Regions from separate parts of the Homo sapiens genome. Here region 1 is linked to region 2. A link is an interaction called in ENCODE POLR2A ChIA-PET data of the cell type or tissue named here. Cell type or tissue: CD4-positive, alpha-beta T cell. All regions are shown on one strand.

Evidence for each region. ChIA-PET counts read pairs that join two places held together with the same protein. Peaks named below come from ENCODE experiments on the same cell type or tissue, not always from the same donor. Only the 100,000 strongest peaks of a DNase experiment are listed, where the experiment ranks them.
Region 1: POLR2A ChIA-PET joins it to region 2 with 10 read pairs; 3 of 35 experiments call an interaction of 5 or more read pairs at or near these places.

What each region holds. Positions count from the first base shown.
Region 1 is chr2:60,815,098-60,823,097 of GRCh38, forward strand. No RefSeq gene overlaps it. Among named protein-coding and RNA genes, the nearest start is that of REL-DT, 62 kb to the right of the region's middle. RefSeq lists a silencer at 4,559-4,608. In CD4-positive, alpha-beta T cell, no CTCF peak of the experiment used is centred here; DNase peaks (open chromatin) are centred at 3,414 and 4,624; H3K4me3 peaks cover 326 bases; H3K27ac peaks cover 1,349 bases.
Region 2 is chr2:61,174,112-61,182,111 of GRCh38, forward strand. It overlaps C2orf74-AS1 (C2orf74 antisense RNA 1), which reads right to left and starts at 4,174. Exons shown (of 2, transcript NR_183879.1): 1 at 3,995-4,174. It also overlaps the pseudogene AHSA2P. RefSeq lists a silencer at 3,080-3,629 and an enhancer at 6,381-6,959. In CD4-positive, alpha-beta T cell, no CTCF peak of the experiment used is centred here; DNase peaks (open chromatin) are centred at 2,290, 3,210, 3,910 and 5,240; H3K4me3 peaks cover 2,819 bases; H3K27ac peaks cover 2,864 bases.

The DNA of each region.
Region 1 (8,000 bases), 360 kb before region 2:
CTCCTGAGGGTCTGATCCCGTCTTAAGAATAAATTCCATGATATGCTGATGGCTCCCAGATTCCTGCACAGTCTCCTGCGCAGACTGCTCCCATGTTGAATTCTGGACACAATTCCCAACTGCCTAGGAGGTCTCTCTCACAGGCCTCTCAGACTTCACACATCATACAGAAACTCCTGATTCCAACCCCAAATGTGTTGCTTCCACAGCTGTCTCCATCCTAGTAAATGGCAGCTCCACTCCAGAACCAGCTAGAACCAAGAAACCTCAGCTCCTCTCTCTCACACACCCACAGCCAGCCATACTCGGGGCACTTGCTGCCAGCTCTGATATTGAAGCATGTCTACCTTCAACCACTTGCGCCCCTGCTTCCAGCACCTGGTTGGAAGCCACCATCACCTCTTACCTGGATTCTTGCATTAAGCTCCTTGCTCCTCTCCCTGCATCCACGAGTGTCCCCCTTCAGCCAATTCTCAACACAGCAGCAGAGGGAGTCTTTTCTTTTTCTTTTTTTTTGTTATTTATTTTAATTTTTGAAATAGATATGGGGTCTTGCAATAGTTGCCTGGGCTGGTCTCAAACTCCCGGGCTCAAGCAATCCTCCCCCTCGGACTCCCAAAGTGCTGGGATTACAGGTGTGAGCCACCATGTCTCAGCGGGGATTCTTTTTTTGTTTGTTTGTTTGTTTGTTTTTGGGATGGAATCTCGCTCTGTTGCCAGGCTAGAGTGTAGTGGCACGATCTCGGCTCACTGCAACCTCCACCTCCGGGGTTCAAGCAATTCTCCTGCCTCAGCCTCTCTAGTAGCTGGGACTACAGGGGTGCGCCACCACACCCAGCTAATTTTCGTGTTTTTGGTAGTGACGGGTTTTCACCATGTTGGCCAGGATGGTCTCGATCTCTCGATCTCATGATCCACCTGCCTTGGCCTCCCAAAGTGCTGGGATTACAGGCGTGAACCACTGTGCCCAGCCTGGGATTCTTTTTTAATGTAAATCTTATCATTTCACTCTTCTGGTTAAAACCAACTGGTAGTGTCCCATCTGAGTCAAAGTGCAAATCCTGACCGTGGACCACCAGGCTCTGCATGGTACAGTCCCGTGTCAGTCACTACTCTGATTCTTTAAATAGCTTTATTGGCCAGGCGCAGTGGCTCACACCTGTAATCCTAGCACTTTAGGAGGCCGAGGCAGGCAGATCACTTGAAGTCAGGAATTCAAAAGCAGCCTGGCCAACATGGTGATAACCCGTCTCTACTAAAAATACAAAAAAAATTTAGCCGGGCATGGTGGCAGGTGCCTGTAATCACAGCTACTCAGGAGGCTGAGGCAGGAGAAGCTCTTAAACCTGGGAGGCAAAGGTTGCAGTGAGCTGAGATCGCACCATTGCACTCCAGCCTGGGCGACAGAGCGAGACTCCATTAAAAAAAAAAAAAAAACCCACACACAATAAATAGCTTTATTAAGATACAATTCACACACCACACAGTTCACTCATTTAAAGCGTACATTGAAAAAACCATTGTATAACTTTCCATATATTCACAGAGCTGTGCAGCTGTTGTCATCTCAGTGCCTTTCAGGTTATTTTCATTATTTCAAGAAGAAACTTGCACCCCAAAGTCACCTCTCCCCATTGTGCCTACTCCTGTAGCCCTAAGCAACTTGCTTTCTGTGCCTATAGATTTGCCCATTCTGGATATTTCATATAAACCTCTCTGATTTTATCTACTTCTGAAACCCTGTTCTCTACCCATTTTCTCTTCCTCCTTGCGTGCCTTGTACACCCCCAGCACACCTTCTTCCCAGGGTCTTTGCACAGTTTCCCCCAACCCCCAATCCAGCTTCCCTGATCTCTCCATGGCCACACCTCTCAGGGAAGCCTTTCCTGAGTTCCCTCCTCCCCCCTGGCCCCGCCCCCACATGCCCCACTTAATTTTTTAAGTGTAATAAGTATATATTATCACATGGCACTAATCATCATGTATTCCATGTTTCTCTTTTAATCATCTGTGTCCTCCTGTCACTCATGGAACATCAGCCCCAGAGGCAGGGCTTTTACCTCTTTTATTCCCTGCTGTACCCTCAGTGCCTTGAACAGCACCTGAAATAGAGAGATACTCCATAAATATTGTCAAATGAATGGCAGGAATGGGATGTGAACACAAGTCTGTCAGACTTCAAAACCTGTGTCCCTAACTATCATACTTAAAGATCGTAGAGAATGCAAACGATTTAAACTCGTGGCAGTGGCTGGGTGCGGTGGTTCACACCTGTAATCCCAGCACTTTGGGAGGCCAAGATGGGCGGGTCACCTGAGGTCAGGAGTTTGAGACCAGCCTGGCCAACATGGTGAAACCTGTCTTGACTAAAAATGCAAAAAATTAGCCGGGCGTGGTGGTTCATGTCTGTAATCCCAGCTACTCTGGAGGCTGAGGCAGGAGAATCACTTGAACCTGGAGGCAGAGGTTGCGGCGAGCCTAGATCACACCACTGCACTCCAGCCTGGGAAACAGAGTGAGACTGTCAAAACAAACAAACAAACAAACAAACACACTTGGTAAAAGTAAGAAAGGTCTAAAGCCTATGCCCAGTGTGGTGGATGCTGGGCTGCAGTAGAGGTGTTGATAATGCCAGCTCCCAGGAGTGTTGGCAGCTGGAGCTTGCAGCTGCATCTTTTCCAGGGTTTGCCCTGGGCTGAGGAGAAGCTGCCTCACTCAAGGCCATTACTACTTTCTAGAGCAGGGGCTGTATCCCATGGTCAATACAAGGGTAGCAACCTGCCCTATGCTCCAATTTCAAAGGGCCATCCTTGCTCCAGAGCTCCTTGTGGCATTGGTGGAAGCCATTGTTTCCACAGCATTAAAGTTCAGCTTCTTCCTCTATTCATCTGGCTTCCTGCTCTCCCCACACAGGTGTTAATCTTGACAGCATTCCCCAATAAACTTTCTGTGCACAAACTGCCGTCGTGGAAACTGTTTCCTGGATAATGCAACCCGTGATGCTCAGAATAATTCATTCGATGGCTTCCCAAGGAGGTTGAAGGATCTATGGGTAGGTGGACACAGAACAAATAAGCTGGGCCCCTGAAAGCCACACCAACAAGCAGAGGAATCAATCGTACCTGTGTTTTCGTGACCCCAGCTCATCATATCCCTCTTAACAAACTAACATGGGAAGGAAGAGAATGTGATGTGCAGGGTCCACAGTTACCGCCACGGCTCTGAAGCATCCCTTGTGTGAAAACAGCTCCATTTCTTGGCCAAGCTCCATTTCAGACCCTGAGCTTGGGCTCCCTGTCTGTACTGTGACCTCACCCTGTGGAGTCCAACGTAGAGTGACTCATGAGTCATCAGGGGTTCGATCAACATTTCCTCTTGGCTACATATCCCACCCCCACCCCAAAGTCAGTGATCATCCCCTTTGGGAGCCTGGCTGCTGAGGGGGAAAGAAGGGGAAAGTGAGTCAGTCAAGAAATGACAACCCCAAGGGGGCAGCAGTATCCCTGCCTGAAGTCTAGATAAGAACAGGCAAAAGTATTATTAAAGTCATTCTTTCCTGTCAGCCTTTTCAGTTGAATAAGAAATGGAAAGGTGGTACCCTCCCTAGTGTGGGAGCAACTTGAGGGCCGGTATCACTTGTTTTTTGTAATAATAAAAGCCAGTCCTTGGTGGGGTGTGGTGGCTCACATCTGTAATTCCAATGCTTTGGGAGGCCAAGGTGGGAGAATCACTTGAGGCCAGGAATTCAAGACCAGGCTGGGCGATGTAGCAAGACCCCATCTCTACAAAATATATATTTAAAATTAGCCAAGGATAGTAGCACACCCATGGTCCTAGCTATTTGGGAAGCTGAGTGGGGAGGATCCCTTGAGCCCAGGAGTTCAAGGCTGCAGTGAGCCATGATCTTGCCACTGTACTCCAGCCTGAGCAACAGAGCGAGACCCTGTCTCAAAAAAAAAAAAAAGAAAGCCAGTGCCCACATAGCGAGACTATGTCCCAAGATCTGTTCTGAGTACTTAACATATATTCACCAATTGAATCCTCGTAACACCACAGTGAGGAAGAGACCATTATTCCCAGCCCTGTTCTGCAGATGAGGAGACCAAAGCACAGAAAGCTAAAGAATGGATGGGTCTGTAACCTGCTCAGGCCACACTGGTTATGAGTGGGTTCCACCACCGTCCTACACTGCCGGTATGTATCATCCAGGGCTGAAGGCAGTGCCTGGCCTGGTGGGGTGCACTGCCCCTGTGGTCCTTCTCACAGCTGGCCACATACCCCTCAGATGCAGTGAGCGGCCCACCAGACACCTGGCTTACAGAGAACAGGGGTGAAGGAGAGCTGCAAGCCTTCTCTCAAAGCCTCCCTTCCTTCCTGGTGTCTGTGGGCTGAGTGTGTCTCCCTCTGGCTTGATTCATGGTTTTTGCTCTCTCTTTGGTGCATTCATTCTTTCCAGATTTTTTACTTTCTTTCCATTCGCTCACAAGGGAAGACCTGCTGAGGGCGGAAACATCATGCATGAGTTAAAGGAGAACAATGGGTGAGAGGTGCCGAGTAAGCCTCGAGTGTGGCGGCTGTGTTGTGGTTCCCGAGCTTCCTCCACGCCGGATCTGATCTTCAGTGACGCCCAGCAGGGCCTACGGAGACATTCATCACTTCCTCCCTCAACGAAAGGTGTGAACCCAAGAAACTTTTCCTCTTCTATGTCAGGTGGTCCCTGTGCCGACTAGAGCAGGATCTATCTAGACTGTGGTTACTTACCTGTCCTTTCAGGGCGCCATTGTGTCCTTGTCCCTACAAGCCCCTACCCTACCCGACATGCACACAAGAATTTAGCGATTTGGGAGTTTTAGTTTTAGTTTTTGTTTTATTTATTTATTTTGGAGACAGGGTGTCGTTCTGTCACCCAGGCTGGAGTGCAGTGGCATGACCGAAATGGTAGAGTTCCCTGATCCCCCCGCAGGATGCACAACAGGGGTGTGGCTCACCTGTTGGGTCGCCACCGCCACCGTTGCTCAAAGCCCTTAAGGGAGGGGGAGCACGCAGATGGACAGGTGCAGGGGCCCAAGTGGGCGTGTGTTACAATGTGCCCCTTTAGCCTTGCGGTCCATGGACGGCTCAAGTGTTAACCAGCTCCGTGGACCCTCTGCCTTTCCGCAAGGGCAGAGGGCCAATGTGACAGCTTTCTGTATCCTAAGCTCTTGTCCAGCATCCCAGAAAAACCAGTCACACACGAACTTGAAGGATAAATGTGAGAATTTCACTGAGTAGTGGAGGTGGCTCTCAGCGGGGATGGATAGAGAGACAGAAGCAGGGGATGGAGTGGGAAGACAGTCTTCCCCTGGAGCCGGGCCGTCCAGAGCTGAACTCCTCTCCCACCACCAACAGCCCAACTCCTCTCGGCGTTCAGATGTTTCTCCTCTTCTGTCTTTCTCTGCCGCGCCCTCCATTCCACCCTGCATCTGCTTGTCTTCTCATCTTTTCACCTGCTTGTCTGCTTCTGGAGCCTGGGGTTTGGTGTTTATATGGGTACAGGATGGTACAGGATAGGGGCCATGGCAGGCCAAAAGGCAACTTTTGGGGCGTGAAAACAGGAATGCCTGTCCTCGTTTAGGGCCACAGGTCTTCAGGCTTGAGGGTGAGGTCTTTGCCGGGGAACCACCCTGTTCTACCCAGTACTTCCTTGTCTCCTGTCCACATCACGATCCTGGCTCTCTGCAGCCTCAACCTCCCAGGCTCAAGTGATCCTCCCACCTCAGCTTTCCTAGTAGCTAGGGCTACAGGTATGTACCACCACTTCTGGCTAATTTTTGTATTTTTTATAGAGATGGGGTTTCCCCATGTTGCCCAGGCTGGTCTTGAACTCCTGGGCTCAAGCTATCCACCTGCCTTGGCCTCCCAAAGTGCTGGGATGTTAGACGGCAGCTACTACACCTGGCCTAGCTGTTTGGTTTTCCCTGGGCATCTCTGCGTTGTGAGGCTTATTATTCCCAATTTACTCTCCTTGACCAAAGAGTGAGATCACCCTTGCAGGTTCTGCTTTGGAGATATGAGAAAGTCCAGACTTATCTAGACTGATGTTTCTCAAGCTTTTTTCATTTTCACCCCCTCAGGAGCCTTGGAAGATATTTTTTTTCTTATCGCTCCTCTCCCCATGACATTACTGTATGTCAGCATATCTAAAGGCCACAAACCATTGTAATGTCTAAGATTTTTTTCCACATACACATCCCTCTCAGTAAACAATTTTCAGCCCCTTGGGGGCAATATCACCTTTTGATTTTTGGGGTTTTTGAGATGGAGTCTCGCTCTTCGCCCAGGCTGGAGTGCAGTGGCACAATCTTGGCTCACTGCAACCTCCACCTTCCAGGTTCAAGCGATGCTCATGCTTCAGCCTCCCAAGTAGCTGGGACTACAGGCACACACCGTCATACCCAGCTAATTTTTGTATTTTTAGTAGAGACAGGGTTTTGCCATGCTGGCCAGGCTGGTCTCAAACTCCTGACCTCATGATCCTCCCACCTCGACCTCCCAAAGTGCTGAGATTACAGGCGTGAGCCACCGTGCCCAGCCTCAATATCACCTTTTGGAAGTCCATGAGCTAGGCTCAGCCACTGAGTGCCCCACCAGGCCTTCTCTTCCTTTGGGGTGGCAGCTGTTGATGTTCCTGCCCAACATGCATTACTTGTTCATGGTTATATATAAGCCCTCACCTACCTCTCTGTCAAACCTTAAGCCTGATGCAGTTTCACTCCTAGGTAGTTGCCCAAGAAAACCTCAAGTCCCCAAGACAGCCAAAAGACTATTACAAGAATGCTCGCAGCAGCTTTATTCATAATAACCACAAACTGGAAACAATCGAAATGAACTTCAACAAGACAATCAATATATAAGTAAATGGGGCTATATTCATACAATGCAATTTTACCAGCAGTAAAAAGGAACTAACTACTGCTACACATACAACATGGACAAATTGCAAAAGCATAGTATAAGTAAAAGGAAACAGATGCAAAAGAGTATGTGCTGTATGATCTATGAAGTTCAAGAACAACAAAAACTAGCCCACGGTGACAGTCAGCATAGTATGTACCTCAGGGAAGACTTAGAGGGAAATTTTTCTTCCCTATCTTGATTTGAATGGTTATTCCACAAATGTGTAATTAGGTTAAAATCTGTACCCTTATATAAAAATTCTAGCTATAATACACTTAAGATTTGTGTACTTAGCTCTATGTAAATTGTACCTTAAAATTTTAAACAGATCCTTGAAAATTCCTTCAAAACATTCAGACAGGGGTTCCTGGGTAAGATGCATATTTCAGGGTCTCATCCAAGGACCTGCTCTATGGGCTGAGACGCTAAATCTTACCCATGGCTCCAGGGATTCTGATGCAGGTTATCCTGGAGCTACACTCTGTTAATGGAAAAAAACAAACTGTGTACAATATTTTAAAGAGGTTTATTCTGAGCCAATGTGAATGACCATGGCCTGGGGAAACACAGCCTCAAGAGGTCCCAAGAAAGTATGCCAAAGGTGGCCGGGCAAGGTGGCTCACGCCTGTAACCCCAGCACTTTGAAAGGCTGAGGCAGGCAGATCACCTGAGGTCAGGAGTTTCAGACCAGCCTGGCCAACATGGTGAAACCCCGTCTCTACTAAAAATACAAAAAATTAGCCGGGCATGGTGGCAGGCATCTGTAATCCCAGCTACTCAGGAGGCTGAGGCAGGAGAATGACGTGAACCCGGGAGGCAGAGGTTGCAGTGAGCTGAGATCACGCCACTGCACTCCAGCCTGGGCAACAGAGCAAGACTCTGTCTCAAAAAAAAAAAAAAAAAAAAAAAGTGTGCCAAAGGCAGTCAGATTAGTTTGCTTTTATACATTTTAGAGAGGCAAGAGTTACAGGCAAACACATAAATCAATACATGGAAGGTATATATTGGTATGACCCAAAAAGGCGGGATATCTTGACGTGGAGGGCTTACAGGTTATAAGTGGA
Region 2 (8,000 bases):
AGGAGGAAGCGTGTTTGCCCTCAAGTTGAGCAGGCCAGTGAAGATAACAAAGCTTGAGAGCAAAGGCTACACACAGTGCTATGTGCTATGGTGGCAGTGTGCTTGGGACATTTGCATGCTGGTAGCTCAACAAATATTAAAGGAATTAAATCAAACTAAGGGATAGGCACCAAAATTATAAAAAGAAAATGGAATAGTGACTTCCTCAAAAGCAGACCCTTAGCAGCTCATGGGTCTACTGTGATGTGAAACTGGCATCCAACTCCTGATTCTCTAGTGCATTGCTAATAAGAGTCAATCCTGGGCTGGGTGCGGTGGCTCACGCCTATAATCCCAGCACTTTGGGAGGCCAAGGCGGGTGGATCATCTGAGTTCAGGAATTCAAGACCAGCCTGGCCGATATGGTGAAACCCTGTCTCTACTAAAAATACAAAAATTAGGTGTGGTGGCACACGCCTGTAATTCCAGCTACTTGGGAAGCTGAGGAAGGGGAATTGCTTGAACCTGGGAGGCGGAGGTTGCAGTGAGCTGAGATCATGCCACTGCACTCCAGCCTGGGCAACAGAGTGAGACTCTGTCACAAAAAAAACAAAAAAATGGCAATCCTGGATATGTACATTTTTCAACCCCTTTCTCTCGAGACAGAGAAAGTGTGGTGGAGTTGTTTAGAAAAGGTGAAAATAATCTGGATCTACCCCAGCACAGGTTGGTTATGGGAGAAAGGACATACTTGAGAGGATTTTGCATTTCTTCCCCCAAAGCCTGTCAGTGTTGTCACCCTCACTTTGCTGCAGGTAAGCTGCCACCTGAAGTTGTCCAACTTGCCACCTCCCTTGCATCCTCTCCCACATCAAACCAGTCAAAACCAAGACAGGTAGAGAAACATCCATTCTGATCTTTCTCATCTTAGTAGAGAAATGGGTAGGACAGTGAAAGGGTGGAAGCAGCTGGCTGTTCTCTTCCCCTGTGCCAACCTGTCCTTTGCCTGCAGTCATCCACAAAATACGCTCACGAGTGGAGGTATTTTCTCCATTTGCCTACCGGAGCTACCACGTTCCAACATTATTTTGCGTCTTCCTATTGCAGGCTGACCCTTTGGACTCATCTCCTCCCATGGCTTCTGGGACTTGGCTGAACCACTTGTCCCTCTTGTCGCCAGCTGATCCCCACCAGCAGACATAAGCATTTAAAGGGAAAAGGCAAAAACTCCCTTCATCCATGTACCTATCTCATTACTGTCCAATTGTCTTACCTGTCCTTGCCCAACATTCTGAAAGCACAGTCTCCACCCTCTCACCTCCCATTCACCCGTTACCCGTGACCCAGCTTCTGCCCCATCGTTCACTGAAACTGCTCTCTGCAAAAGGCTCAAGTACCTTCTGTGTTGTTACACCCAATACATATCTTTATATACCTTTATCATCCGACTCATACTTTTCCACACTTGATGACGGCCACTGCTTCTACCGTGCACCCTGGCTCCCTGATTAAATGCCTTTGTGGTTGCCTTCCTCCTCCTTAGTCGCTCTTTGCAGGCCCCCTCTTCCCTGCCTACCTCTTACCTGCTGATTTTTCCCAGAGTTATAGCCCAAGCCTCATTCCAGCCTCTTTCCATTCTAGCCTCTGAGGGTGCGGCTACTAACCAACCTGCAAGTCCCAGTTGCTGAACAAAACGTATTTCTCTGCTGCACCCCAGTGTCTGACGCATTTACATTCCACTTCTGAACACCTCTCATCCCTGAATATTTGTCACCCCTTCTCCACCCTGAGAAGTCCCCCTCCTTCCAGTTTCCATCTTACCCTGGTCCATTGTCCAAAAGTCCGTAAGAATGATTTTTTTTTTTTTTTTTTGAGACGGAGTCTCCCTCTGTGGCCCAGGCTGGAGCGCAGTGGCGTGATCTCGGCTCAATGGAAGCTCCGCCTCCCGGGTTCACGCCATTCTCCTGCCTCAGCCTCCCGAGTAGCTGGGACTACAAGCGCCCGCCACCACGCCCAGCTAGTTTTTTTTTTTGTATTTTTAGTAGAGACGGGGTTTCACCGTGTTAGCCATGATAGTCTCGATCTCCTGACCTCGTGATGCGCCCGCCTCGGCCTCCCAAAGTGTTGGGATTACAGGCGTGAGCCACCGCGCCCGGCCAAGACTGATTGTTCTAGAACACATCTGATCGTGTCATTTCTCCATTTAGGTTGCCTCAGTGGTTGCCCATTGCCTGTATGGCCAAGTGCAAGCTCCTTAGCAGCGGAAATGAGGCTTCTTAAGATCAGGCAACCCCACCACGCTGCTCCTTCATGTGACTCTGTTATAGCTGCTTTAGTGAAGTGTGAAAGGTGAAATCAAAACGTCTTTTTGTTTTGAGGTCAAAACGCCTTTAAGCAGTGTGTTTACATGACTGTTGTAGCTTTCTGGAAGATAATGTTGGAAGGTGGTAGCTCCGGTAGGCAAATGGAGAAAATGTCTCCACTCGTGAGTGTATTTCGTGGATGACCGCAGGCAAAGGACAGGTCGGCACAGGGGAAGAGAACAGTCAGATGCTTCCACCTTTTCACTGTTCTACCCATTTCTGTGCTAACTACCCATGTAGTTAGCAGAGAACACCCCAGTAACATTGTCCAAATAGTTCGTGCAAAGTTTTAGCTAGAAGCCGAAAATTCGTGAAAGGAATCATTAATACTCCATGATAAAGTGCATCAGTTTGCAGTAACATGCGTTTGCAATCACATTCTTTCGTTCTCTCTAAAGGATTATTACGTGAATAAAATGGAAATACTCCCGCAGTAACATGGGACTAGTTGGAAAGGTGCCGGGAAGGGGGGAGGGCGAGAGACTGCGTCGCGGAAAAAACCGCAGCGCGGCAACTGGGCGCGGACTCGCTCTTAGGCGAAATCCGCAAACGGTGTGACGTGTGCGCGCTGTGGCCCCAAAGGCCGGTCTTACAGCGACCTGGGCGTTCGAGGTCGTGTCCTCGAGAGCTATAGGGAGCCTGCCGAGGCCACCTGACGGCGGTGTCGCGTCTACACTGCCGGTTGGACTCTCAGGCACCCGCTACTCAGCGCCCTGCTTCCCGGCGCCGGGAATCACGAGCCCGCCAGCACCGCGGGACTTGCAGCGCCCTCCGCCCTTCGCAGGCGGCCCAGACAGCCCCGTCCCGCCCTAGCGTTAGGAGACGCGCAGCGGAACCCCGGCGGCCCCAGCCCCTCCCCGCCCGCGCGTCCCCGCGTCCCCGCGTCCCCGCGCGACCCGCCTCCCAGATCCCGGCTGGGGCTCCCGGGCGCGCCGCGGCAGGGCGGGGCGGGGCCGGGGGCGGGGCCTTCTGGCAGTTTCTGGGAGCTGCGAACGCGCCGCCCCGGGGCTCGGCGGCCGGAAACGCTGGCTTCGGAGCCTTAGGCGCCGCGGCCTTTCCTTGTTTTCCGCCCAGTCCACGCCGCCATGGCCAAGTGGGGCCAGGGGAACCCCCACTGGATCGTGGAGGAGCGGGAGGACGGGACCAACGTGAACAACTGGCGCTGGCGCGGCTGGCGGCGGCCTCCTTCCGGGATCTGGGGAGGGCCGGGCCGCGGGAGCCGGGGCTGCCCTGGGGTCTGTGCGGGGCCGCGGGGCCAGGGGGTCAGGGGGCCGCCCCCCCTCAGCTGCTGGACGCAGGGCTCGGCCTTCGCCTCTCGGCTCGGGAGAGTCCTTGAGTACGGAGACCGGCTAGGAGGGTTGCAGCTGCCTCTTTTTGAAAGTTGGGTTGGGCCCCAAGAGTGACTTCCGACAGACCTTTCCACTCCCACCGTCTGTGGCCTGAGGGCCTTCCCTTCTCCTCCCGCCCACCCCTCTGGATGTTTCGGGGAGTTAGAAGGGAGCTGGATTGAGAGACTGTGTTAGGGGCGGGGGTATGGAACGTAGTGGAAAGGGCAGAAATTTGGATCTCAGTTCGCGCCCACCCCGCAGGCGCCTCCCGCGAGCCGGGCCCTCTGTGAGTGAGACAAGCTCCCCTTCCTTTACGCGCCTCACCTGGCGCGTGGGGAGAGGTCGGCAGCCCTCCGCCGCAGAACCTCCGGAAGGGATGTCCTCTGCCCTGCGCCTCTGGCCGGGGCTGTGGTCCCTCCAGGCCGTCGAGGGGATGCTGAGGCCGGTCCCCAGAGGAGCATGACTTGGCTGGTCCGGAGGAGCTCTGAGGGCATGGGCAATCTTGGCTCGCTGCAACCTCAGCTTCCAGAGTTCAAGCGAGTCTCCTGCTTCAGCCTCATGAGTAGCTGGGACTACAGATGCGTGCCACTACGTCCGTCTGATGTTTGTATTTTTAGTAGAGACAGGGTTTCACCATGTTGGTCAGGCTGCTCTCGAACTCCAGATCTCGTGATCCGCCCGCCTGGGCCTACTAAAGTGCTGGGATTACAGGCGTGAGCTAGATCTGACTTTCTAGTGTCCTAGCCTTGGCCCGATGGACATGTCATTTCTCTCAGCTCGTTTCTGTCCCCTAAAGTGAGAATATTGCCTGGGAAGATTACATTAGACGATGTATATGCGAAGACACTTGATAGCTGGTATTGTCATGATTCTGATTAGTTCACTACTGCTACTTTCCCTGTGGCCTAGGCTTTGCCTATTTCCAGTGGGCGAGCTAGCTAGATCCTCCTCCCTTAAATAAGCCAGTGTTTTTAAGACAGAATACTACTTGCATAGTGGACAATAATATCTTAAAGAACTGAGCAGGATGAAAAGAATTTGATAGAAAGCAGGTTTGAGGAGCACATTGGAGGTTGGCAGGTTTCGAGGCTGCTTGAGAGGACTTGGGCCGATCTGGGCTGGGCTTGGACGTGACCCTGGCACCCAGGCAGGTGGATCCCAGCTGGGGCTTCCATTCACGACTTTCTGGTCCCTGGCAGGACAGAGCGGGATGCCACCAGCTTGTCCAAAGGGAAGTTCCAGGAGCTCCTGGTGGGCATCGTTGTGGAGAATGACGCTGGCCGCGGCGAGATCAACGAGTTGAAGCAGGTGGAAGGGGAGGCTTCGTGCAGCAGCCGCAAAGGAAAGCTGATTTTCTTCTATGAGTGGAACATCAAACTGGGCTGGAAAGGTAACAGGGGCCTCAGGGTACTAGTGGGGCTGGGGACAAAGTGCGTTCATCATTCAGCGAATGTTTTTACAGCCCCTGCTATGGGCCTGGCACACTGACTGGCTCCTGAATCAGCGTTGGTAGATCCTGACACTCTGGCCACACTTGAGTTCCATGGGCCAAGAAGGATGGGGATTTCCCTTCTCGCAGCACTCGCAGCTGCTTAGAGCTCATTGCTGTCAGCTGGGCCCTCTTCTACCAGGCCCTTGTGAACAGGAGTCTCCCGGCATTGCTGCCTGGAGCACTCTTCCCCCAGGTAGCTGCCTGCCTCCTTCAGGTCTTTGTCCTGAGTAAAGCCATCTCTGTGCATCCTTGGAGACTCCTGCCTTGTGCCATCTTTCTTCCCTACTTTATTTTTCCCCAAGGCACTGAAACTTGCTTTACAAAACTATTTTGCTTACTGTCCTGCTCCCTCTTTCTGTCATTCAGTAGGGTAGGGATTTCTTTTAAAAACGGCTTTTTTGAGACATAATTCACTCATTTAGTGTGTATAATTTATTGGTTTTCGGTATAGTCACAGAGTTGTGCAGCCATCACTACAATCAATTTAGGAACATTTCACCACCCCAAAACAAAACCCTGGACCCATGAGCAGTCACTCTTGTTGCCCTCCTCTTCCCCAGTCCCTGGTGTCTGCTCACCCGTTTTCTCTGGATTGGCCTCTGAACATTTCACATAGATGAATCATGTAGGATGTGTTTTTTGGTGTCTGCCTTCTTTTACTTCATAATGTGTTCAACGGTCATCTGTGTTGTGTCAGGTAGCAGCACTTTATTCTTTTTTATAGCTGATGAATATTCCACGGGTGCATATACTGCATTCTGTTTCTCCATTTATCAGTTGCCGGGCATTTTGGGTGTGTCCACTTTTGGGGTCTGTGGGTTCAGTTCTCCAATGGTGCCTCGATCCTGGCTGAGCAGACAGCGTGTGCGCACTCAGTCCTTGTTGAGGGAGCCAAGTCTGTGGAGATGCAGGGAAGGGAAGAGGAGGAGCTAGGGTTTGAGCCTCAGCCCAGGAGTCAGCTCCTATCTGGAGTGTGTGCCCCAGAGCAGTCCAGTGAGTTGGCCTCGAGCCTCTGCCCTGCTGGCTGCCTTTCTCACAGACGAGGGTGTTCAGCCCTTCCCCCTTCGCCTCAGAACAGGCTCAGAACTCCTCTGGCTGGGAGTTTGCCTCTCTTGCAGCCCCCTGTGTCTGCTGCTGTCTGGATCATAGCAGTCTGGCTCCCTGCCCACTACCCCAGCACCGAGCCCTAAGGCCTGAGGAACCTTGTGGGCCTTGTGTCTTTTCCATCTCTCTTGGCTCCTTTGCAAGGATAAGACCCAGCCACTGCCAGGCAGCAGCCAGAGGACGGGTTGTTAGGGCTTGTCCTAACACCTCCCAGCTGCTCTCCTCCAGCAGCGAGTCTCTAGGGTGGCAACTGGGACCCACTGGGGAGGAGGCAACACTCTAGTCCTGAGAGAAGTCTACCTGCCTGGTATCCCCCACACAATGCCCTCAAGCCAGAGCCTCCCTCCCCTCCGTGGTCAGAACGTACTGTCCCTTTCTGTCCTTCCATCGCTTTTGTGACTGCTTCTCCCCTTCAGGGTACTCCTTTGTCCTGCTTTGCCCAGGCAAAGAGTACCCTGGGACAAGAAGAGGAATATGGGTGCACTTGCCCCACACTCCTCTCAGGACGGCGGACTGCTGACTCCTCATGCCCTCTCCTTGGCCATGGCCTGCCTGACCTTTCTTCCGTGGCTGCTCAGGGGGCCCTGGAGTGGTGGAACCCTGTGAGGGCAGCTGAGCTATTCAGTGAGGTAGGGCAGTTTTTCATAAAATCAATTTTTTTTTCTTTTTTGAGACAAGGCTCACTGCAGCCTTGACCTCCCAGCAATCCTCCCACCTCAGCCTTCCAAGTAACTGGGACCACAGGTGTGCGCCACCATGCCCAGATAATTTTATTTTGTAGAGACAGTGTCTCCCTGTTGCCCAGGATGGTCTTTAAACTCCTGGGCTCAATCCATCCTCACCACAGCCTTTCAAAGTGCTGAGATTATAGGCATGTGCCACAGTGCCTGGCCCAGTTGTTACTTTGTATTATAATTGAAGAACCCATTTTGCTCATTTTAGGCATCGTTAAAGAATCTGGAGTGAAGCACAAGGGATTGATTGAAATACCCAATCTTTCTGAGGAAAATGAAGTAGATGACACTGAGGTATGTGATCAAGTTTCTATTTCTTTTGTTCTTTTTTCAGTCAAGCTTCTGCTACAGACATTGGGCATTTCAAATAGTGTTGATCAGACTGTGTGGTTCCTGTGTGGTAGTTCGGGTGCCTTGTGGAGGGCCTGTTTGCCGAGAAGGATTGCCGTACTGTGGGGGCAGCGTGTTGTGTGGAGCTGGAGTGGTACAGGAAAGAGAGTAAGCCCCAGGAAGCCCTGAGCTCCCCCGAGGACCAGGCAAGGGGCCTGGGCAGCTGGCTGCACCCTCCTTAGCCTCCTCATCTGTGAAAAGGGGTTAATTTCTCTTCCAGGGGTGTTGTCACGTTAGATGTGACAGTGTGTGCACTGTAAACTGCTCAGGCAGCTTGCATGGCTTGATGAATGTGACTCTCCCTCTTCTCCTGCACCTTTGCCGTTTCCCTTTAATGGTGAAAAGTCTCAGCCTTTAGCTGCTATCTCTCCCTTGGTTATGCCTCACGGTTTTTTGTAAACTACCCAGTTAGTACGTGTTGCTTTTGTGGCTCTCTTGGTTCTCTTGGGAGACAGAGCCTTGTGTAACTCCCATGCTTGGCTTCAAGTTAGTGCCCTCTTTTGGCTGAAAGCTGGGTTTTGGGGGTGAGACCATTTGTACAGCCGCTATATTTTTCAAACGAGGATAGTCTGACAAAGGATTTTTTTTGATTTGTGAACGTATTTAACAT